Regions from separate parts of the Mus musculus genome. Here all the other regions are linked to region 1. A link is a loop called in an ENCODE intact Hi-C map of the cell type or tissue named here. Cell type or tissue: left cerebral cortex. All regions are shown on one strand.

The links. Hi-C counts contacts between places; a loop is a spot of excess contacts. Peaks named below come from ENCODE experiments on the same cell type or tissue, not always from the same donor. Only the 100,000 strongest peaks of a DNase experiment are listed, where the experiment ranks them.
Region 2: a loop joins it to region 1, with 6 times the contacts of the local background. A loop is called at or near these places in 32 of 42 quality-filtered maps.
Region 3: a loop joins it to region 1, with 5 times the contacts of the local background. A loop is called at or near these places in 12 of 42 quality-filtered maps.

The regions. Positions count from the first base shown.
Region 1 is chr5:36,526,180-36,534,179 of GRCm38, reverse strand. All of the region lies in intron 3 of Tbc1d14 (TBC1 domain family, member 14), which reads left to right. Among named protein-coding and RNA genes, the nearest start is that of Gm32528, 18 kb to the right of the region's middle. In left cerebral cortex, a CTCF peak has its summit at 7,696; DNase peaks (open chromatin) are centred at 3,566, 4,301, 4,486, 7,629 and 2 more places; H3K4me3 peaks cover 1,799 bases; H3K27ac peaks cover 4,111 bases.
Region 2 is chr5:36,577,369-36,585,368 of GRCm38, reverse strand. Tbc1d14 (TBC1 domain family, member 14) reads left to right here and starts at 2,972. Exons shown (of 14, transcript NM_133910.3): 1 at 2,972-3,014. In left cerebral cortex, CTCF peaks have their summits at 850 (motif pointing right) and 3,018; DNase peaks (open chromatin) are centred at 2,997 and 3,351; H3K4me3 peaks cover 2,018 bases; H3K27ac peaks cover 1,505 bases.
Region 3 is chr5:36,746,476-36,754,475 of GRCm38, reverse strand. It overlaps Bloc1s4 (biogenesis of lysosomal organelles complex-1, subunit 4, cappuccino), which reads left to right and starts at 5,797. Exons shown (of 1, transcript NM_133724.3): 1 at 5,797-7,102. The coding sequence starts at 5,831. The coding sequence ends at 6,478. In left cerebral cortex, a CTCF peak has its summit at 3,920 (motif pointing right); a DNase peak (open chromatin) is centred at 5,768; H3K4me3 peaks cover 1,895 bases; H3K27ac peaks cover 990 bases.

The sequences.
Region 1 (8,000 bases):
TTTGTTTCAGAACCTTCCATGGATCTTCAAATCCTCGGATACTATAGTCCTTTTTGTAAAATGGTACTTAACACCACCATGTACTTAAACTATTTCTACATTTCTTACATTTCCTAATACAGTGTAACACTGTGTAAGAAGCATTGTGTTGTTTGGAGAGTTATGGCGTGGTCAGTCCAGGCATCTTGGCTTTCTGATACTTTTCTTTCTTGAGGGATGGTTTGATCTACAGTTGGCTGAATCTGAATGCAGATTCTGCAGACCACCTGTTGTTAATGAAGAAGCTAACATCCGTGCTGGTACATACTGGTGATACAGAGTCTCTCAGTGCAGACTGTCTCCTGGCTAGTGATCACATTTGGGCTGAATACGTATTCTTGGCTATGAATGTGGGTGGACCACCTCCGCCCAGTGCGCCCCAGCATATATTTTCCCTTCCCTGTTCAGGCTTCTCTGGCTTGCTTTCTGTTGCCCTAAGCCTTTGCTTGTGCCCTTCCTTCAGTGTGGTTTTGAAAGGTGGTCACAGCTCAGGCGTGTCTTCTCAGGTTCCCCTTGACCATCTAGTCTAAAGGGAGTTTATCAGGCTTCAGGGACTATTCAAAAATAGTCCCTGTACAGTGTCTTTCTCCTTCCTTCCTCCCTTCCTCCCTCTCTTCCTTTCCTTAAAGATTTATTTATCTGTTTATTTTATATGAGTACTGACTTCAGACACACCAGAAGAGGGTATTGGATCACATTACAGATGGTTGTGAGCCACCATGTGGTTGCTAGGAATTGAACTCAGGACCTTTGGGAGAGCAGTCAGTGCTCTTAACCGCTGAGCCATCTCTCCAGCCCCACGGCGTTTTCTAAATTGGGATTCCTTGTCCATTTGTTTGTGGCTTTACCATGTGTCTCTCAAGCAGCACCAGCTTGTGTTCAGGAGAGCAAGGGTCAGACTACATTTGCTAGTTAATGGCTTAGGAGGATGCTCAGCTTTAGTATGTGGTTAAGACCAGTTCAACTTTTTGAAAACATATATTTCTCTATAGTTTTATATATTGTTGCATAATTTCATTTTTTACATAGTGGCCTTTGGAGTTGCTGTTTAATAATTTACTGACCAGCACCCTAGATTAGACATTGAAGTTTTTCTTACAACTGTCATTTGGTTCTTATGGTATTCAGTATCCCATGAGGCTCTTGAAGCTTTGATCTGCTAGGAAGTGAACAGTGAGTCAGTCTTGTTTCCCTGACTTCAATGGGTAGAGATATCAGTGTTACAGATGCACAAACTGAGCAGATAGACCAAACACACTAACGGGGGAGGCATGAAGCCTGGGAATGCAGGATTCTATGCCAGTGTTTGATGGAGAAAAACGCTGAAAGATATACTTGGTCCTTTATGTTTCCCATGTTAGTAGAAGTCACCCTGCTCACTATCTCCTGGTATAACATGTAGTCAATTTATAAATGATATTCAGTTCTAAAATACGGTATAAAAATCACATGAGCCAGCACTGTTTTAGGGCATGTTTATAGTCATCTTGGATTTAACGTGAGTGAATCTGAGGACTCAGTTCTGGCCCCAGTTGGCTAACTTGTAAAGTGTTGGGTGGGCACTAAGCTTTGAAAGTCTGAGTGATGGTAGCGGATGGACAGGCTAAGGGGAACTTGCTCTCGTCACTGAGAACTGTTCTTCACCAGTGCTTAACCCGAAGGCTAGTCCACAGCATTCTTTCCAGAATGATGCTTTTAGCTGCCCTCCTGGAGACTGCAGTAGGGGGTGTCCTTTCCCGCCTCCGTTTTCTGTCCCTTCTTCTAGCACTGACGTAGCCATTGCCTGCTTGCTTGTCTGAGTGACTTAGGGCGAGGGCCTTGTTCTGCTTCATTGTGTACTTGCTAGATGACAGGCAGGAGAGCGGATGGATGGCTTCTTGTGACGGCACACTGACTCCACAAGCGCTGTGTGCCTCTGCCACGTGCTCACTGGACCCTCACCAGCTCAGTGAGAGAAGGTGAGTCTGTTGCGCATGGGATGACAAGTTGTCCATGCCACTGAAACCAGGCTTCGGGACCGTGCTGAGTCCCGCACGGGGTATTTCTGTAAGGGTGCACATGTTACCCAGCCTCCTCTCTCCTCTTTACTATCAGGAGCAGCCGTGACGTCTGCAACTTCTTTCAAAGGGTAAATGTTTTAAAAATAAGGTGAATACTGTAACATTTTTACTTTATACTCTGGGTAGAGCATGTGTATGTGTTCATTTTTTGAGCATTTGCACAGATTTGAAAAATCACACCCTCCCCTTTAAAGTAGTGAAATTGATCCCGGTGCCTTCCACACTGGGCATGCATGCTCCCCGTGGACTCCATGCTATCTACTCACTGTAAATGCACAGTAGTTCCTAATGTACAGTTACCCACCTGCCATTGTATGCAGTCTTGGGATATCTCTGTCATCAAATGTTTGCAGCCTGTCCCCATCCCTTCTCCAGACAAATAACCAGCTATATATTTGCCTTCTGACGAGATTTTATATAAGTGGCTCCACCCTGGCTGGCTTCCTGGCAGCTTTTGCTTCCACAGTGTTTCTGAGGCACACTGACCGGCAGCGCCGATGTGTGAGTAGTTTCCTCTTGTCACTGGTTCAGGGCTGATCATGTATTCCTCAGCTGGTGGACATTTGGATCGTCTTAGTGTTTGATTGGTACACAAATGCTGTCAAGTTTTGCGTGCGGAGCTTTTTATAGGTGGTTTTTTTTTTTTGGAGAGCTGCTCAGGTGTGTGGTTGGTGTATGTTGAAGTGTTAAGAAACTTGCTTCCAAAGTGGCCCTCTTGTTTTGTATTGCCCCAGAGAGGCCCAGCTTTTTTGCATGGGAGCCACTGTGGGCTATGCCAGTGTCTCCTGCTTTGTGAGGAGGTTCCTGTTGGAGAATGAATAATTAAGTTCTGAGTTGTCAGAAAACCAGTGGTGGGTGAGGTGCCTTGTAACTCCTACTCTGTGTGTCCGTGCGTGAGTGTGTGTGTGTCCAGGAAGGAAAGAGAACTATGTGGCGTTCTTGCTGACTTTGTTCCAGTGCTCTGGACTAGCCTACTCACTAGAAATAATTTTGGCCCTTAATACAGATTTGTGAAAATTTTTCTAAGGTGTAATTTACACTGGAGCCCTCTGACCTAAAGTTAATAGTTTTAATGAATGCATGTTCAGATAATGTCCAGTCACTCTGCAAAGTGTCAGGTGACCCTCCAGGTAACTTTCCAGAAGGAGGCTCTATCAGTATGTACTTTATGCTTATAACCGGCCAGCTTCTGAGAAGTGCTAAGTATATTTATGGAGTTTCTTTTGCTGACACATATTTCTTGCTTTTTTTTTTTTCCTATAATCTTACAATGTAGAACTTAGGCCTTTCTCTTCAGCATGCTGTCTTTTGCTAGCTCCCTTCTCTGTAGTTAGCACCCCCAAGGTTTCTCTGTGGAGCTGGGAGCTACACAATTGGCAGGGAGGCCTCTGAGCCTTGACTCAGCCAGCCCCGCCCCGTCTGTTGTGGAGGAGGTCCTTGACAGCTCGCCCAGCCCAACCTAGGAACACTGAGCAGGGATCCGGGAATCGCTGCATCTGTGAGCGATTGAGTGTCCTGCCGTTCCGGCCACCAGCCCGCCTCACCCGCCCAGTGTGGAGCTGCGTGTAGATCCGTGGTCCAGAGGCAGGAGCGAGGCTGGCCTCCACTCACTGGGCATGGAGCCGCCGGCCACGCGCCTCTGAGGCCTGGCGTTCATGGTGAGTCTTATGCGGGTCTGCCATCCCAGCTTGGCCTCCGCTAGTGTCTCGGCCTGCCCTTCCAGGCCTGCTTGGTCCTGTGCGGGGTACGTGCGGCTGTGTGCATGTGAGCCCGAGTGCAGGTGAGCGCACATCACATGCATCTGTGTTACCCACTAGCAGGAGCTTGCCGGGGACACCAGTGAGGCACCTCCTCCCCAAGGCCTGCCTTCTTTGTGTCTGCTGCTCGCAGGATTTTCTTTCAGGGTAAATTGTCCAGAGACCTCACTCTTCAACCCCATTCTTATTCCAAGAGCCACCGCTCCTTTTCCAGAGTCAGGTCAGTTTAGGCCAGGGGCCACCTAGAGATAGGATGGTCTTATTGAGGAGTCTGGAGGACAGGAGACTCAGGACAGACAGGAGCTGGGTTTCTCAGAGCCCAGTGCAGTTTTGGTACATTTCAGTTTCCCGTGCCTGTGTTAACTTTTGTGTTCTTGATGTTTGTAAGTAATTTGACCACCAGAGAAGGTCTCCTGAGAGCGGCTGTGCCCGGTGCCAGCATTCCCGGGAACTTAGAGAATGCTTTCTGGGAGGAGGGACTTTCCCGGTGTTCAGAGCCTTTACCTACTTGCCCTGGCCAGGTGGCCAAGGCTCTGTCACCATCACTGTCTTCTGGAAAGCTGAGCACCTGTAAAACCTGAGTGGGTCCCTCCCTCTTCAGATGGCAATACAGCTCCATGTCCTACAACAGCAGTCTTCTCTCAAACACTGCTTGTTACAGACAGCGAGGAGTAAAACCAGCCTGCCATGCCACGCGAGTCTCCTTTGTCTTTCTTACAACCCTTTTCGGAGAAATGTTGCAGGAAGTGATTTTATAGTAAAAGTGACAGCCATACGCCTGACGTTTCTGGCCTCTCCTTTGGGTACATGTCTCATATGCCTACTTGTTCTTGTTTAATCTTCCCCTTAACAGACAAAGGAGCCGGTATGGAGGGGAAGACAGTACTCAGGGAGGTAGTCCTCCGGGATGGCCCATCCTGCAGCTCCTCCGTGCTCCCTGCCGTGCTGTTGGCAGACTCGCCCTGTGCTGTCTCTTAAGTTAGTTTATGCTAGCCCAAGTACCCCATGGGATAGCCTATTCCAGACATAGGTCCTGAAGCCTGGACTTTATCAGCAGACAGATCCTGCTGCTGTAGATGGCTGAGTCAGATGTGAGCACAGGCCTGATTGATGTCCTGTCTTCTCGGTGGACTAATTGAGGAAGCTAGTGGGGGTCTGATCAGATTATCGACATTCTTGCCTATCTCTTTAGTTCTCTGGATAGTATTGATAGATAGCCATCTCTCTTCTCTTCCTCCTGGGAAACATTCTTCTATTGCTTCAGATCCAATCTTCTCTCCCTTTTAATACAAATCTGTCTGTTGCTGTGTGTGTGTGTTTGTGTATACATATGCACTCTCACACACACAAGACATGCACATGTATGTGTTCTGTCTCTTTTTTAAAACAAATCCCGTTGCCTGCTGACTTTTGTTTTCTGGTTCCTAGCCTTAGGCAGTGTGCAGATAAGATTTAACCATGTTTACACTCTCCTCCTCTTCTTTGGATTGTTCCACCAGCTGTGGGGAGCTGTGTGTTGAGACCATCGTGGCCAGGCAGAACAATTTTGACTCAGTATCAACTGTTTAAAATGCTCTTGCTAACCCATTGACCAGGGTCTGTGTCTGAAGTAGGCCATTCCATGAAGGGGAGACTTGGGCTAGCATAAACTAATGGAGGAAACAGCATGGGGTAGGTCTGCCATGATCAGCAGTGTCCAGGGAGGGCCATCCCCACCAGCACTGTGTGCACTTTGGTTATTGCTTGTCAGAAGGTTTGTCTGTCTGTCTGTCTGTCTGTCTCTCTCTGTCTCTCTCTCTCTCTCCCCCCCTCCCCCTCCCCTCCCCCTCCCCCTCCCCCTCCCTCTCTCTCTCCCTCTCTCCCTGCCTCTGGCATAAACCTTATCTATCTCTGCTTAAACAGCACAGGTACCGAGATGCTGTTTCTTGTTCCTTCTGGCCCTTTACTTGTTGTTTCTCACCTCTCTGCATCTCTCATGGTCTGCACTGTGCAGTAGCTTGTGCCTGTACTTACTTTCCCTGTACAGGGGCCCCTGCAAGGCTGTGGGTGAGGGTCTCATCCTCATGGTCTCTTCACGGATGAGCTTCTCCTTTTGTGTGGTCTTCTTCCCATTTTCCCTGTTAAATTTGCTTTGCTCATAGGCCCCGCCTGAGCTAAGGCCTTGCTCAGGCTTCTTGATGCTGCTTCTCTGAATTTGCTCATTCATCAGACTGCACCCTACAGATTCTCCCACGGTTAGCAGCTGCATTGGCCAGGTCCCATCCTTACTGGGATTTATTACCAAATGCTCAGGTCAGAAAGTTCATCCAGGTACTTCCAAACCAGGGGCTTGTAGCGTTTTTAAGTCTTTGATAACCAATTAAACTGACCTGCAGTAGGACTTTGAAGAACACTGTTCTAAATTGCTCTCTACTGGGATGATCAGGGTGGGCGAGGCCACAGCTGATTGTATGGGCAGTTTATTTTACTCATTGATCTCCAGGGCTTTTGATGAGCCCAGTGGTATAGAGAAGCATTGCTCAGCTTAAGGCCGAGAGACTCCCTAGCTTGTTTCCACGCTGTGACGTTCGATGGACAGATCCCAGAGATTTTACCTATTGGACAGAAAGCACTCAGCTCATCAGAAGACAGGCCGTCATTACAGTATACTACCCTGTTTAAGTCTCACAGTGGTCTGTCTTACCAGTAGTCCCTTCTGTTTATAATGATGGAGTGGAAGCAGGAGACAGTCCAGACTTGCCTAAGGTAAAGGCAGGGCTTAGATCTTGGTCATTTGAGGCTTTGCTCCTGCTGCATTGTGTATGGCCCTAGTCAGCACCAGTCAGGAGTGAGCATTCTTTCTCAGGCCTTAGAGTGAGCATTGTCCTCCTGTATCTGGAGCTGGTTTGTCTGGCTGCACAGAGAGCCTACTGTGGCCATCTCTGGGGGCTGTAGAAAAAGAACTCGGTTTGGGGCAGGACTTGTGATCATGCCAGCACCGCTCTGTTTGTACCAAACAGGTGCCGTATGAGTTTTTAAAATTGATTTATATTTTTATTTTATGTACATTAGTATTTTCCCCACATGTATGCCTGTGGGGACCTTCTCTCCAGGCCTCCATTTGGGTTTTTCAAAGACTCTACCTGGGATTTCAAGTTTTGGCAGGCCATGCTCTGTCATTAAAGCATGTGTCACTATGTGATGACCCTTGCCATTTGACCCCATTTGGCATGAACTGACTCAGGATTACAGGTTGTCAAGGTTGGAAGCTTTGTTGAGGCTGAAGGCAATGAGATTGCTTCCTATGGAGGCCTCCCTGTGAGCAGCTCACTGAGTTGGTGGGAAATGTCCCTAACGAACCCAGTGTTTAGAGTCTGATCAATTTCCCCATTCTCTGAAGAGCAAATCTGAGGGCCTCCAATATCCATTAGGATTGGGGTGGTGGTGGTGGCATCTTTTGCCTCCTGGGCTTTGTGTGCAGATTAAATCAACTCTGCTTGGGAGGCCCCTGGAATGTTCTTGGTACATCAACCTGATCAGCTGCCACTGCCACTGCTGTTACTTGAGTTAGTAACAAGTGCCTATTAACAAGACCTGATGCTTTGGCTTCTAATCAAGGCATTCCCTTCATTTTGCTTCTGTGTCCCATATCTTCGACTTGCAAACTTTGCTGGACTCTCTGATCCACGGTATTTTGAACTGCAGTGTTTCCCCTTGCATTCCACAGTCATTTCAGGTCTGAGGGAAAATGGAATGGTGCGTGCAACCCTGTCCCCATGCTGTAGGGCTGTACTTGCTGACTGACTGAAGTATGCGTGTCTCCCTGTTGCTGGCAGCAGCCTGTTCAGATAGTGCTTGTATCCACCTAGTGGCTGTGGGACCAGGCCACAGCCTGGAGAGTTCTGTGAGCATTCTTTGCCTGGATTTTAGCTGCTGGCTAGTGGGCCAATGTTTTCTTCAAGTTTCACCTCTGTAACCCGTGGAGGACTTGGTGTTTTCACTCCCAAACTACACATTTGCTTGAGTATAATCGCCAAGGAGGCCAGACCTCCTTAGGGTGGCAGTGCAGAGGGCCTGCAACCCCAACCCTGCACTTTGAACTTGTGTCCTGTCTATAAGGTGGGTGACATACTGATTGTTCAGGAGATCAGGTCAGACAGTGTCT
Region 2 (8,000 bases), 51 kb before region 1:
GTTGGACAATTTCTCTTCTTGTATGACCATTGCTTCAACTATTTTGACCTTGTTCAATCTTGAAATAATGTGGGGAAGGGAGGGGCTGTGTGCTTCAGAGATGGGGATGGGGACAGGGACAGAATCTGAGGAGTTAGTCAGTCAGAGTCTCTGCGAAGCTGGTATTTCTGTCCACAAGTGAGAGGTTTGCAGCCATCAAAGAAGCCACACACCAGCACCAGGGCAGTCCTTCTGGAACCCTCCAGCAAAGCCTGAAGGGGAAGAGGTGGAATAGTTCCCCCAGGGTTCTGCTGGGAGAGCTGTCAACTTGAAGAGGGGTGTTTTCTCTGTATCTGGGAGCTAGAAGTGTAAGGTTCTGAGGGGGTAAGTGTTAGGTTCTAAGGGGGTAAGTGTTAGGTTCTGAAGGGGTTAAGTGTTAGGTCCTGAGGGGGTTAAGTGTTAGGTCCTGAGGGGGTTGTTAGGTTCTGAGGGGGTAAGTGGCTGCGGAAAGTGACCACACCCCTTAGTGCAGTTCACTTTGTTTTTGTTTCAGACGCAAGTTACAATGAGGCTTTATCTAGACCGCTTCTGGGGACTGATGGCAAAAGGTAAGACATAGGTTACATCAGAGGGATGCAGGGTAAGGAGGAGTTCCCAGAGAGAAACCAGGGCTCTGGCACCAGGCTACTGAGGGTGAGGCAGGGTCAGAGGGTGCCAGCTGCAAACCTGCCCACCACAGAGAGTTGTTGATTCCAGAGACAGGACAATGGTCCCTTGTCATCTCAAGGTTCGGTGTTTGTTTGTTTTTTCTAATATTAAAAAAAAAGTCTTTATTTCTTTAATGGATGAGTGCTCTACTGCATATACATCCACAGGCCAGAAGAGGGCATCAGATCCCCTTGTAGACGGTTGTGAGCCACCATGTGGTTGCTGGGAATTGAACTCAGGATCTCTGGTCAAAAGGACAGTGCTTCTAACTGCTGAGCCATCTCTTGCCCTTTGAGGGCAGGTTTTTAAACTGATACTCAAGCATTATGGCTGGAAGGTGAGGAGTCGTGAGGACTCCTGTGCGTATCCAATACGAACGAATCCATTGTGCTGAAGTTTGAAATGAGACTGAAGCCAGTTCCTGCTTCCCAGTCAGTGTTTAAATCCAGCTGTGAGGGCACCAATGGGTGTGATGGAACCTGGCATTGTTTTCAGTTCAAACTGCCAGGAACTTAAGCACCTTTGAAATTTCTATTATGTAGCAAATCCTGAGGGATGCCCTGCAAGTCTCTCAGCTCTCTGCAAGCCAACAAAAGACTGCCCAGTCCATTTAAGCCTCTACCCTCCTGCCATTGTAAGTTGGTGCTTAGAGTAATTACAGTCATGATCCAGAAAGGGAAGTTGAAGCCAGTGTCTATCAAGTAGTTTGTAGGCTCCTAGAATGGCTAGAGTCTGGAGTCCCCCAGCCCAGCAGACACCCTACTTGGATGGGTCTCACGATGAAAGTCAATGCTGTCAGGCTCTCAGGTAGACCTTCTTCCTGTGCATTGAACAGGCACAGGGCTGGGCTTATTTAGCTGAAGGCTCTGGTGTGATGGACTGAGAACCTCATGGCCTCAGGTGGCTGGGTGGGACCCGACATTGTTTCCTTGTGAAACAGCACATGCCATGTGGAAGTTTAAAAGTTACAACACATGTGCAGACCCAAGACACTCAGATATGGCTCGACTCTTGGTCTGTTTCTTCTCTCCTCCCTACCCTCCTTGGAACTGAAGTCAGGCCACTGAGCTATCCCCCAACCTCTCTCTGTCTTCTTTCATCCCTGGGGACGGTGTGCATTTCATAGCTTTTGATATAGCCTTGGTCTTGTAAGCCCTTCCTCTGGACTGTGTTCAGATTTGTGAAAATATTTTAAAATATTTGAGAGAGTTGTACAGAGGTTGAACCATCACCTAATGTTTTGAAATGAATGTACAATTGAAACAAAAGTGGTGGTACATTCCTATAATCCCAGAACTGGGGAGGTAGACTCGGGAGGATCAGGAGTTCAAACTCATTGTTTTCTAGGTTGCAACTTTGAGGCTAGCACAAACAGAACTGTAACCAAGACAAATGGATTTCCTCCTGCTTGCTTCCAGGTACCTGCCAGGGCAGGGAAATTCCTCTTCCTGTAGGACTGTGATGGTTCCAGCCTCATGTGATGGTTCCTGGCTGAAATGCAGTCAGGTTTTAAAGGGGCTTGTTTGTGTTTGTAAATTTTCGGGGTCTGACAACTCCTAGAATAAACCCAAATCATCCCAAGTACCCTTTGTATGGATCCAACAAACACTCATGTCTCTGCTTTTTGAGGCTTAGGAAACGAGTGCAGGTGAGTTCAGGAAGGGAAATGCAGCACAATGACCTGGCCTGATAGAAGACATCCTCCATAGACATCTGGCTTAACTCTGCTCAGCTCTAGCTGACTTCTACCTCCTGAATTATACTTTTTCATAGATTGTGTCTCTGTAATTTTTGCTACTTAAAAAGGTAAAATGTGCATAAAGCCAGGTGTGGTGGCACACACCTTTAATACATAGGTGGATCTCTGTATCTCAGGCTAGAGAAAGATGCTGTCTAGTGAGGCCTCTTCTAGTTCCTAAGCGAGACCATCACACAACTTTCAAAACACACTGATGATGAACCCTGTCTTGTCACCTCCTGAGCCTGCTGGGCGTTGTATACTGAAATATTAAAGTGAAGACAAAAGTTGGCGAACTACAGCGCTAGGCACTAAGCGCAATGAAACAGTGATCAGAAAAGCCCGTTTGACAGGTGACAGGCTAAGGCTATACCGGGAGGGCATTCCAAGGTCAATGATCTGTAACCTGCGCTCACGTGTACCCCTAAATACTCCCGTGGGCTGTTAAGACTCCCCCAGCTGCTGGACAGGGGCGTCCCATCGATGCGCTCCGCCGCTCGGCTCCCCACGCCTGGATCAGCCCCATGCGCTGCTTTCCCCCTCCCTCCCACTTCCCACTTCCAAGATGGCCGCGGGCGGAGCCGACCAGGTAAGGGGCCTCCGCCAGGCGTCTGCGGTGCCGGTATGGACACTGTGACTCTCTCGGAACTTTCCTTGCAGCCCTTCCTGGGCCTGAGGACAGAAAAGGGCCAGGGACACAACTCCCGAAACCCAGGACGGATACTTGGCAGGCCGGAGGAGCAGCGGTAGTAAATAGCAGGCTCCTAAGCTCTACGGAGCTGCGGCGGGGGGCGAGAGCCCTGGCGGAAGAGCAGTGGAAGCTTAGCGGGGGCGTGGCTAGGGAGCGTGAGGGCGGCGATAGGGAGCGCGGGGCGTGGTAACGCTCCTGTCCCCCGGAGTGTGACTAGGGACGAGCGTGGGGTGTGGCTAGTGAGCTCTCGGGGGCGTGGCTCTGGAGTGCGGGGCGTGGCGGTACGCCTGAGGCCCTGGGAGCGAGCGATTTGCGTTGGGTGTTGGGCTAAAGAGGCTCAGCGGAAGGGAAGAGAAGCAGCCTTGTGGGGGCGTGGCTGCGTGGCGTGGGCGTGGCGGGGGTGGGGTCTGGCGCTGGCTGCTTTTAGCCGCGGGCGGCCGGCAAGCACCTGCTGAGGCTGGGCATCTGCGGAGTCTACGCTCTTAGCCCAGCGAGTTGCGGGCCCCACGGGGCCTGGGCTGCGGGCCACGGGCCGGGGAGATGGCGTTGGAGCTGCGGTAGCTCGGGTACTGAGGGGGCTCTGCAGGGTCAAGCTGAGAGGTTGCGGATGGCTGACCGCTGCCACCTGCTGCTGCGTCGGCCAGGCAGGGAGGTCTGAGAGGGCGGCTGGGAGGGCTGGGGTCCGGCTGACGTGCGACTGCCCTCGGCCAGCGCTTGTCGCGACGTGCGCCTTTTCCAGAACTTGGTGAAAAGTTTTCTCCTCAGATGTGGTGCTGCGAGCTGTAGAGGTGTCTGCTCTGTGCGCCCTGAGCCAGCGTCCTCAGACCCCTGTCCTGTTCACATCTCTGCCTTTACTCCTTTTCAGACCCTGAGGTATTCAGATCTCTGTCCTTCTCAAACCCCTCTCCTGTTCAGATCCTGGTGCTCCTCAGACCCCTGGCCTCTTCAGATATGGTCCTCAGACCCCTGATGTGTCTCGGATCTCCATCCCCCTAAGACGTTTTTTCCCAAATCTTGCTAAAGTTTTCTCAGACCGGAGGCTACGATTGGCTCGTCCAACTTTCACGGGGCTGTGGGCTACCAACCGAGTTTGCTCTGAGGATCTGAGCCTGTATCTTCCTCAGATCTCTGACCTGTTCAGACCTCTGTCCCCTTCAGTCCTTCCTCCTCAACCCTTTGTGGTGTGTTCAAATCTTCTTCCTCCCCATGCCCAGTTCTTCTCAGACTGCCAAACCTCTTAAATCTCCTGACCCACTGGGTCCTCTCTGACCTTGGGCCTCCTTATCCTGGTCCTGGACTGCAGAAGGTCCTTCAGGAAGGGACTGTAGACCCCGCTCTACTCAGACTCATTTCCTGGGTTATGTCCTCCTCAGATCTTCTACTCTCTGGCTGTAGGACCCGTTTTATCTCTAGAGACCCTCACAGTACTGGGCATATTGGTAGGCTAGAGGAACAACCTGACCTCTGCCCCAAGCCCTACTCAGGATCTTGTCACCCCTTCTGGGGCTTGGCTAGATTTCCAGAGGGTGCTAACCAGCACAGACTCCTGATGGAGCCCCAGTGAGGCTGAGAATGTCAGAGATACCATCTGACCAGGCCTAGTGAAACTTGAAACTGCCTCTCTCTGAAAGTAACATAGATAGGATCTTTATCTTCCAGGAGGAATTATAAGATTTGCTCTGTAGGAGTCTGTGTGCACTATTGCAGTTTGTCATTTCTGGAGGTTCTGGCTATTCTATGAGTATTTCATGTCCTCTGACTGAGGAGGGAGTCCTGGTGTTTGGGGGCAGACTTTGGGAGGCTGGGTTGCCTGTGGCTGTTGGCAGATCTGCTAAAAGGACTTAGCTAAATTTTGTATCAGTCTTGGCACACTTACGTGCCAGTGCCAAACTAAGACTCAAGTTTGGTGCTGCCTCCCCGTCTTCCAGCTCTTAACACCTTTGTGTTACAAAGCCCAGGCAGTTACTCTGTGCACACAGGGCTTCTTCCTGCTGCTAGCATCTCTCCTCACACATGCTCTGCTTGCTCTGTTGTGTGGGTTTGACCCATTGACATCTGAGCTCCGTGATCCTGATGAGACCCAGCTGTAATGAGAACCTGGCGAATACCTGCTGCTCCTGGGTTTATTGGGTGCACTCTTCTGGAACGGTTAAGAGAAGGAGGTGTGACTGTGGGAGATGAGGTGAGGGAGACAGAGGTGGGATGCAGACTGAGGCTGGTGTCACAAGACAAGGCTCTGCTTACCCTGATGTCCTCGGTGGCCCCAGCTGGCCATGGCACACGCGCGCACGCGCGCGTGTGCGTGTGTGTGTCTGTGTGTGTTTAGCACCTTTCTTGCATGAGTTAGGCTTGCTTTCTTTTTGTTTTTGTCCTCTGCCCTCAGCCCATCCTCTTACATTCAGCATCTCACTTGGCTCCTGGGGCTCTGTGTCTCTTTAGCACCTTCAGTTAGCTCTGACTCCTGTTATGCAGAGAGAGTTTCTTCTCTCCCTCCTCTACCAGACCTTGTGTAAGCCTCTCTAATAGTGAGGAGGACATGGCTTCAGGGAGCCTTGTCTTAGAGTCTGACTCCTGATAGGTCAGAGATCCTTAACTTTGTGTTCCCATCCTCAGCACTGAGCATCTTTGCCACATGATGTGGGACCTTGGAGAGGATTTGCCAGAATAGGCATTTATATATGAAAAGAGTTTAGGAAGTTGTGTATGTATTGTCTCCTGATGTTTGCTTTAGGACTAGATGTAAGTAAATGTCTTAGGCCAGGAGTGTTGAAACTTTTTGGCCATTGAGCTAGAAGACTCTCAGGAGTAGGTCAATGTGGGTAATTTCATTTTTCCTTGGGAAAATTGAGGCCCAGAGTTCAATCAGTGCCACAGAGCATGCATGAGGAGAGATGCTAGTAGCAGGAAGAAGCCCTGTGTACACAGGGTGACTGTGTTGGGGCTTTGCAATGCAAAGGTGATAAATAGTGGGCCTGAGCTGGCTGTCCATCTTGTGCCAAGATGCCGCCAAGATCTTCTAAGGCTTAGCTTAGGCCAGGCATGGTTCTGAAAGCATCGTGTGACTTTGTTCCCCTAATCTTGCTAACTGCCTGATAAGGTTAAGGTTCCTCTTGACTTCATTTTGCAGTGGAACAGAAGCACATGAAGTTAAAGTAAACTGAGGTTACATAGTTGGCAAGTGGAGGAGCTGGAATTTGAATCCAGGTAGTCTGTTCCAGAGTCTATAGCTCCTCCCATCCTACTTATTTTAAAACTATCTTATAAAATTACATTTATTATTTATTTGTGTGTGTGTGTCAGGGGACAATTTCTAATCAGCATTCTCCTTTTACTTGTGGTCCTTAGGATCGAACTCAGGTTATTAGGCTTGGCAGCAAGCACCTTTACCAACTGAGCCATTACTATGGCCTTAAAAACGTTTATACATTTTTACTATTGTTGTGTTTATGTGGTGTGTGTGTATGTGTGTGTGGTCGAGTGTGCATATACTGCATATGTAGAGTTGGAGGACAGCTTTTGGAGTCAGTTCTCTTTGTACCTTTCTGAGCATTCCAGGGATGGAATTTAGGTTGCCAGGCATGCACAAGAAGTGCCTTTACCCACTGAGCTGTCTCACTGGCCCCACTTTAAAAAGTTTTGGGGCCTAGAGAGATGGCTCAGCATTTATAAGCACTTGCTGCTCTTCCAGAGGGCCTGGGTTCAATTCCTAACATCCACATGGCAGTTCGCCTGTGTAACTTCAGTTCTAGGGGATCCATTGCTCTTTTCTGACCTTAGTAGGCACCAGGAACTCTGGTGCACAGACATATATGGAGGCAAAATACTCATATGGGTACAATAATGTTTAAAGTTCATTTCTATTAGCACTACCATATAAAATAGTAAAAATTGTTAAGTGTTTGGCTTACCAATTATCACAAAGTTGAGGATGTGTATTTTTGAGTATTCCAGCAGGCCTTGTGTGGGGCTCTGATGTCATACCTGGCATGAATCTATACCTTCCCTTCAGCAACTTGGAACAGGTTGCTCTCTTTACATTTCAGTGTCTACAGTGTACTTAGCATACTTGTGACTAGGTTGTATGGCCCTTCACATGTAGCACATGGTGAGAGCTCAGAGTGGTCTCTTCTGTTAGGAATTAAGCATGCCTTACTCCCAGTGCTCTGGAAGCAGAGGCAAGCAGATCTCTGAGTTTGAGGCCAGCTTTGTCAATTAGTGAGCTCCAGGCCAGCTAGAGCTACTTACTGAGTGAAAGAGACTCTTTCTCTCAAACAAAGAATTAAAGAGTTTTAATTATGTTGCCTTTGTGAAGTGGTCTGCATATCTTCCTAGTCCATCACAACTTCACAGGTGTCTGTTTAGTCATTAAATGTGGCTAAGGAAGAACACTCCATATATTCTGTCCTTAATTTTAAGGGTCTCATGTTGGTCTTTTAATTATAGCACCTTTGGCCAGTGTAAGTTAAGTGCCTTTCTTTAGGGCTTTGAGGGAGCCTTGGGGATTCTCAACAGTTTGAAGTCTGCAATGCTGAAATATATGGATGAAATGGTTCACCCAGAACTTCAGGTACGTTGCCATTCACCCTCCAGAGGAATATATATGCTTAGGAAATGGTTTTAGGACTGTTTTTGCCTGAAAAATAACCTATGTAAAAAGAAAAAAACTTTTATAATCGACTTCCATTTTGCACAGTGGCAGTACAAAGAGTGACCAGGGGGCTGCCTCCTACTCGAATCAGATCCAGGTTAGCCCAGCATGGCTGCTGTCTTAGCCCTGGTTCTTAGTCTGGAGCTGAGATTGCTGGCACTCGGCTAAGCAGATGAGTGTGAAGGTAAAATGGTGTCATGCCCAAGCACTCGAGACCTAGGACTATCCTGGTCCCT
Region 3 (8,000 bases), 220 kb before region 1:
CTGGTGCCTTTGGAGGGGGTAGCATCCTTTAGAACCGAAGTTATGAGCCATATGATGTGGGTATGAGGAGCTGAACCCAGATCCTCTCCAAGATCAACAAACGCTCTTAACCACAAATGCCATATCTCCAGCCCCTATGTTATCAGCTTTTAAAATATGTATATGCCGGGCTGGAGAGATGGCTCTGTGGGTAAGAGCTCTTCCGAAGGTCCTGAGTTCAAATCCCAGCAACCACATGGTGGCTCACAACCACCGCTAATGAGATCTGACACCCTCTTCTGATGTGTCTGAAGTCAGCTACAGTGTACTTATTTATAATAATAAGTAAATCTTTGGGCCTGAGCAAGCAGGGACTGAGTGAGCAGGGCTGACCGGAGTGAGCAGGGTTGACTGGAGCAAGCAGAGGTCCTAAATTGATACCCAACAACCTCATGAAGGCTCACAACCAGATGTACAGCTACAGTGTACTCATATATATATAATAAATAAATAAATCTTAAAAATATTTTTAAATATGTATATGCTTGGTACTATGTATACATGTCTATGGTGTATATGATGTCTGCATGTGTGCTTGCACACAAGTGCATGTGAGTGCGCGTGTGTGTATGTAGAGGCCAGAGGTCAAAATCAGGTGTCTTTTTTATCAATATCAATTTTTAATTTTTGAGACAGGGTCTCTGGACGTGTTAGTTATTTTTCTATTACCTTTGTAACCAGACCTTAGCACAATTGACACCATAATGAAAGTATTATTGAAGCCTTGGAACCCAGCACATAGGCAGCAACACCTGCCAAATGAAATCAAAGACCTAAATCCATCGAAGTCCATGGTTCTGGGAAGTCCCTAAATGAACTAAACTTCCTTTTGGCTTCTGTAATTCCACTTCTGGCTAACTGTTCTTGTCAACTGAAGTATGTGTTTTGTGCTTAAAGGATCAGCCTGAAAATGTCTGGGGACTGCACTTGGACCCTGAACAACCAGCACAGCTAATAAAGATGCTCTATTGACCTCGTGTCCAAGAGGTCTTTGCTGATGGATACCTCATAACACCATGAGCAGACACCACGACCATGGTAACTTATAAAAGAAACCATTTAATTGAGGGTTCACAGCTGTAGAGTTCCATGACCATCACGGTGGGGAGCATGGCAGCAGGCAGGCAGGCATGGCACTGGAGCAGTCGCTGAGCGCTTACATTTGTTCCACAAGTGTGAGGCAGGTGATCCACAAGTAAGAGATAGCTAACTGGGAATCACACGAGCTTTTCTTCTGCCCCCCCCCCCCAATGTGTTACCATGGCACTCATGAGTACATGCACAAAAATAAATATACGTAATTTAAAAAATAAAGTCAGAATGACCTACCATAGCCTGGACAGAAGAGAACACAGAGAGATTGACTCTTCACACACATCAACATAATGGGAAATAAACCACCAAGACTTTGGGGTGTAGTGAGAGTTTTGGTTTCTTTTCTAAATCACAGACGTGGTATATGAGGCTGCTTCAGATCATTCACAACAGTAGGCTATCTGACTCGTGCATGTTCTGATAGGGACATGATTTTGCCAGTTGCAGATAGTTTAATTGTGAAGACTCTGGAGAGAGTATAAATGTCAGAGCCCAAAGATGGATGAGGAAGTGCTCTGAAGAGAGGGGAGGAGAAAGGAAATGGGGAGGAAGAGCGGAGGAGGAAGAGCAACTGTTCTTCCTATTGCTTCCTGCCCCTGCTGCCCTTCTAGAGAAAAGAGAGGAGAAGTTGGAGATATCCTGGCAGGAAGAAGACTGGACTTGTCCTATAAACTCGATGTCCCTAATCAGCTGGAAGTAATTTAAAGTGACCTAGGCCCCTCCCTCTAACCTTCTTTCTGTCCTACCTAGTGTCGATGTTGGAAGGGATTGGTGTGGAGAAGGGTGGTAGACATCAGAACCCAAATAAAATAGACTAAAAAACCCCACACCTACATTGGGGTGAGTGGTTACAGTACCTTTTTTGACTGATTGACAGTGCCAGGAAAGACCACTTGGACCTTCCCAGTCCTCTGCTGGGGTCACACCCAGTTCCCACCTGTACTTCTGTGTGGTTTCCTACCTCCTAGTCTCACGCTAACCCCTAAACTGAAGTTGAATAAGCTTTGTGATCCACAGGCATGAGCAGCATCCCCCAGATAATCAAAAAGTGTCGATGGCCCAGCAGTACCTGTCCAATAAAGAACACGGGGCCAGGGTGCAGGGCATGGAACATGAGGCGGAAGCAGCCACATTATATAATTTCATTTTGCACACCAGCCCAAAAGGGGTTCCCGTGTTTATTGTGAGCATGTATTTACTCTTATCAAATAATATTTATCAGTTCTAGGATCCAAAGCCTGCCTAGTTGGCTATGACTGTACACACAACTCTGGAGTGAAGAGACCCCACTGAAGTGCAGCCTGTGACAATGAACAATATTCTCAATGAAGACCTCCGACCCCTGCATACCTCCATGGCTCTGTCTCCCAGAGCACCTCCCCTCTGTAAATTGCCACCCATCAGCCATTTACCAGCCTGGAACTAGGGACTTCCACTCAGGCTGTTGTTCCCTGCCCCTCGGATATGGCACTGTTTCCTCTTTCAGGGTCACATTCTGCTTTCTAGGCCCAGAGAAGTCACTTGCTCTGAAAAGTTTCCCAATGCTCCCGTGCAGAAGTGACTCCCTTCTCTAGTTCTTGGGATACACCATAGAACCATGCCTACTTTTCATTTCTGTCTACCTCTGGCCAACCACATCTTGTGTTTGCTGGTGCCTTAGATAGGATCGCATCTCATCAGAAACCACCCCTGTAGAAAGGGAAAGGCTTGGGTTGGTGGAAAGCCTGAAGCTTGTTCCCACCGTATTGCCGTGGCTCCCAAAGCCATTCTCCCCCACAGTACTTACTGGGAATCTCACAAACTGTTTGAAGTTCACTCTGCTTGACCTTGAGGACTCAACGAAGAATGTCTTTTTGTTATTGTTGTTTGTTTGTTGTTTTTTGAAACAGAGTTTCTCTGTGTAGCCTTGACTGTCCTGGAACTCCACCTCTGCCTCCCAAGTGTGGGAATTAAAGACACATGCCACCACCTCCCAGTCAAAATTTAGCTTTCAACAGAAGTCTTTTAAGTCAAAGGCAAATGAACACTCAGCGAGTGCTCGGTTTGGACCTTGAATGCCTGTCAGATTTACTGCCTGGGTCCTGATACTGTCTCCCCCACTTTCTCCCCCATCTCTGTCCACCATCCATAATGTTTTTGTCTAAAGCCCCTCTGACAGTGAGGACTTCATGACAGTAAGATACTGTTGCTCCCTCTCCAAGCTTCATTACCATTTTGAATAGAGAAACATTACCATGTATTTTGCTGTCATCTGTGTGACCTCATCATTTTCTTCACAGGCTGAAAGGTGCCAGAAGATGATCAGGTTACACAGATGAACGCAAAATACACAGCCTTCAAAACATAGCAGAGCACGGAGAATATCTGAAACAACTTCCTCTAATGGAAGTTATCTTTGAAGACCCAAATGCATTGGAGATCTATCTTCATATCAAGGTCACCATGCAGACACCATAAGGAAGATTATCAAACCACTCAATGGAACAAAAATGTTGGTTCTAATAGGACAGTCACCCGAGGTGTGCCTGCCTAAGCATGGTGTGTTGGGAAATAGAAGAAAATCTAGACCACACAGCAGAACAGAGGAGAGTGTGAATGTAGCAAAGAGAAATAGGCAAGAATAAACCAGAAAGACGCTAAGGAAAGGCTACTAAGCCTTTCCAGGTGTTTCTAAAAGGCAAGTATGCCACTCAAGGACAGTGGCTTAAGGAAGTAGCAGCCTTTAAAAAAAAAAAAAAAAAAAAAAAAAGTGTACTCTATCTGCAGTTACACTTGCATGCCAGAAGAGGGCATTAGATCCCATTACTGATGGTTGTGAGTCACCAAGTGGTTTCTGGGAATTGAACTCAGGAGCCAGTGCCATCTCTCCAACCCTGGAATGGAAGTAGCATTTTTAAGAGCAGTTAGTATTTTTTTCTTTATTATTATTTTTTAATCCTGGGCTATGAAAGGCTGATATTCTTTGTCTCCGTGGCAAGTTCTCCCCGCGATGTGTTTCAGGTTCACAGCGATAGACTCCAGTCAGCTGACCCAGATGGACTGACATGATGGAGAACTGAAGCAGCTTGTAGCTTTCTCTATTTTGTTGCTCAAAGTTGTTTTTCTTCTCTAATTCCTAATTCCCAGTGGGAAAAGAGGTCATGTGAGCTCTACCCAGAGAGAGGATGTGTTTAACACCTAACAAAACTCCAACCACCCAGTCTTTTGCAGGATGCGTGTGGGTACCTGCCTGTGTATGAGTATGTCAATAGTAAACAGCCAACACTTTTCCTAACTGTTCCCTATTGGGGATCTGGTTTACGTCTCCTGACAATGGGGTCCAGGCCATTTGGACAAAATACCCACTACAAATCCCATCAAGACAAGGGCATCTCTACTTTATGCCTGTCTTCACTTGACAATGTTGAAGAATAAGGCCCTAAGTTTCCCAAGGACCTGCCAGACTGCATGGGTCTCAGAGACGCCACCTTGGATGTTTCTATGAATATTAAGAATTTATTCCTACCTTGTTTTTGTGTTTGTTTGTTTGTTTTTCTGGTAGCATTGTGATGGAATCCATGCTTGGGTGAGAGTACTTCTTTTGTGAGGAGGCTGAGATGACCACTCGTTAGGTTGACTTTTGTGTTCCACTGTTCTTGCTTTTGCTTACAGTTTATTTTGCTATCGCTGGTAAGGGAAAAGAGGCAGGCTGGAGCCTCACATGGGTGCTGGTGGGTACTACACAGTGGATAGATGTGGGAACAAGTCTAAGAGAGCTGTGAACTTACTGTGAACTACGGATAGGCCATTGTGTGGGATGTTCTTCCCACAAGGTGGCCTTCTAGAAAGAATTACATAAACTGTGATAAGAGGATACGCAAGGACGTGCAGGAAATGCCCTGGCATGTCCCCGTTATCTCTGTGGGAAAGACAAATAGGAGGGATATTCTTGGCTCTTTTCACAAGACCAAAGATGATAACACCAGGTATATTTTCTGTACTTGTATTTGCTAAAACTAATCATAAATGTCACCTCATATTTTGCTTCCTTTAATAATAAAAATGAGAAGTTCTTTGTATTATTCTTGAGCTCAAACACCTGGAGTCCCCCAGTTCCTAGACAGGGCTTTGGAATATCCTTCCATCTACGGAGATTTAGCCTTGGCTGGCTACAGGGCAGGTGGAGCAACAGAGGTAACCTGCTGTGACGGTATGGACAGCCTCAGCTCTGCTTCAATGTATTTCTCTGACACTATCATTTGTCAATTTACCACCAATCTACCTATCATTCCATTATCTATTGATCTGTCTGTCTGTCTGAGACAGAGCCTCACTACAGGACCCTTGGTGGCGTGAAACTGGCCAGGCTGGCCTTGAATTTAAGAGATTTGTCTGCCTCTGACTCCTGAGTGTTGCTACCAAAGGCCTGTGCCACTGGTCTAATCTATTTGTCATCTATTATCTATCTGCCATCTACCCATCTTTCTATCTATCCTCTAATCGTCTGTCACCCTCTTTGGATTACTAACTTGTGCAAACTCTGCTGGCACACACTACGAACGCACCGACAAGCCAGCCAGAAGCACTGCGGGCTCTCTGGGCATGTGGATAGTAGGCTTGGCTACTTGTTAGGGGCGTGACGTCTTTAGGAGGCGCCGGAAGCAGGCATCTCAGACCGTAACGCAATCGCTCAGCACCGGAAGCGGCCGAGCGGGCCATGGAGGAAGGACCCGCCGTCGGAACCCTGTCTCGAGAGGTCTCTACCGAGGAGGCCGAGCCGTTGGGCGCCGCGTGGAGCGGGGACAGCGGCCACGTCTCGCAGAGCCACAGCAGCGCGTCCGGGCCGTGGGACGATGACGGCCCCGAGGACGCGCCGGGCCGCGACCTGCCGCTGCTGCGCCGCGCCGCCTCGGGCTACGCCTCCAGCCTGCTGCCCAGCGCGGGACCGAGGCCAGAGGTGGAGGCGCTGGACGCCAGCCTGGAGGAGCTGCTGGCCAAGGTGGACGAGTTCGTGGGCATGCTGGACATGATCCGCGGGGACTCGTCGCATGTGGTGGGCGAGGGCGTGCCCCGGATCCACGCTAAGGCGGCCGAGATGAGGCGCATCTACGGCCGGATCGACAAGCTGGAGGCCTTCGTGCGGATGATCGGGAGCAGCGTGGCCAGGATGGAGGAGCAGGTCGCCAAGGCCGAAGCCGAGCTGGGGACCTTCCCGCGGGCCTTCCGGAGGCTGCTGCATACCATCAGCGTCCCCGCTCTCTTCAGGTCGGCGCCCAGCGGGCCCCAGCGCGCGGCGTACGAGCCGCCAGTCCTGTTTCGGACCGAGGACCACTTCCCTGGCTGCGGTGACAGACCGCAGCTCTGAGCGTGTGCGCCTCCACCGCATGAGGACTCCAGCGAGACTCTTGTCCCAAGTGTTAAGAAATCCTGTGAACTGGCGTATGTGATGCCGGGATGTGAAAGGTTAAAGTTTATTTTCTGCAAACGACTTGACATCGTCAGTATTCGATGCCAAGAGTGTAGGTCTCTATGTCTTCCAGTTCGGATTCGAAAGCTCTTTGGTGGGGACCTGGGGAAGCCAACTGAATTAATTTATCGGTGCAATACGGCAGAGCTGTTATTTTTATGGCCTTTATTACAGTGAACAGTGTTTCCTTGTTAAGATTTATATATTTATATGATCAAAAGTGCCCAAGAAATTAAAGCTGTATTATTAAATCCTAACAGTGGTTCAGTTTTCTGTAGCCTTCTGGGATAGATAGTAAATTGTTTTGTATTATATTCAATTTTCTATGGTGTAGACTGTAAGCCAAAGGAAAGAAGACAGTTTCTTAAGATAGCAAACTGGGCGTTTTGTTGCAGGGAGTCCTGAAGTTGTATTTGACAGTTTGACTGGAAGCTTAGTTTATCAAAGCAAGAATATTAATGTATGGTTGTCAGTGTTCTATTTATAGCACATCAATTAAAATGTTAAATTTCTTTGGCAGAGATTTCCTTCTGGAGATTATTTACCATAGTTTGTTTGGAAATGAGCCTGTCGTTCATGTTTTTAGTAGTGGGGTAAGAAAAGGCAACTTCCTTCTTTGGAAGGTTTGTGTGAAGAGCCAACCTCGCTGCTCTTCTCACAGTTCTGCGGTTCTTCCCCCGAGTCTCGTTGAGCAGAAGGGTTTTGTTCTTTCACTTTGGGGCACACGGGTCCCTTACCAACAAACTACTATTTCCTAAGTTGGTTCTCCCAGGTAGTACTCAGCTGAGTCTCTTGCTGTCTGTCAGGGTAAAGTCGGTAATGGAACCAGATGTGATAGCACACATTTGCAATCCCAGCACTCAGGAGTCGGAGGCAGGAAGATCAGAGTAGCAGGATAACCTGGGCTGTAGAGTAAGCTCCAGGTCAGCCTGGGTAGTTAAGAAGACCATATATCAGTAAATAGATGACTTAGCCAGGTATGGTGGTGCACGCCTTTAATCCCAGTACACAGAAGGCAAAGGCAGGTGGATCTCTTAGTTTGAGGCCAGACTGGTCTACATAGTGAGTTCTAGGAGAGCCAGGGTTACAACCCTCAGTAAATAAATGTGATAGTATTATCTCCTTTTGCTTTTCATGGGCCTTCTGTGTTGTATGGTGACATATTTTTTTTCATTTGATTTGTAGTTCACATCAAGAAACAGGTTTAAAAGCTGAGGGGACAAGTGACCTACATTTACTGTTCAGAATCTAGTGGGTGCTACTAGAAATTATTAATATATTTTTATGACAGTCAATGAATGTGAAAATAGAGTTCCAGGACAGCCTGTGCTAAAGAGTAGCACCCTGTCTCAAAAAACACCAAAAAAAAGATTGCTTTCGTAAGGTTTTAGAGAGATGGCTCAGCAGTTAAGAGCATGGT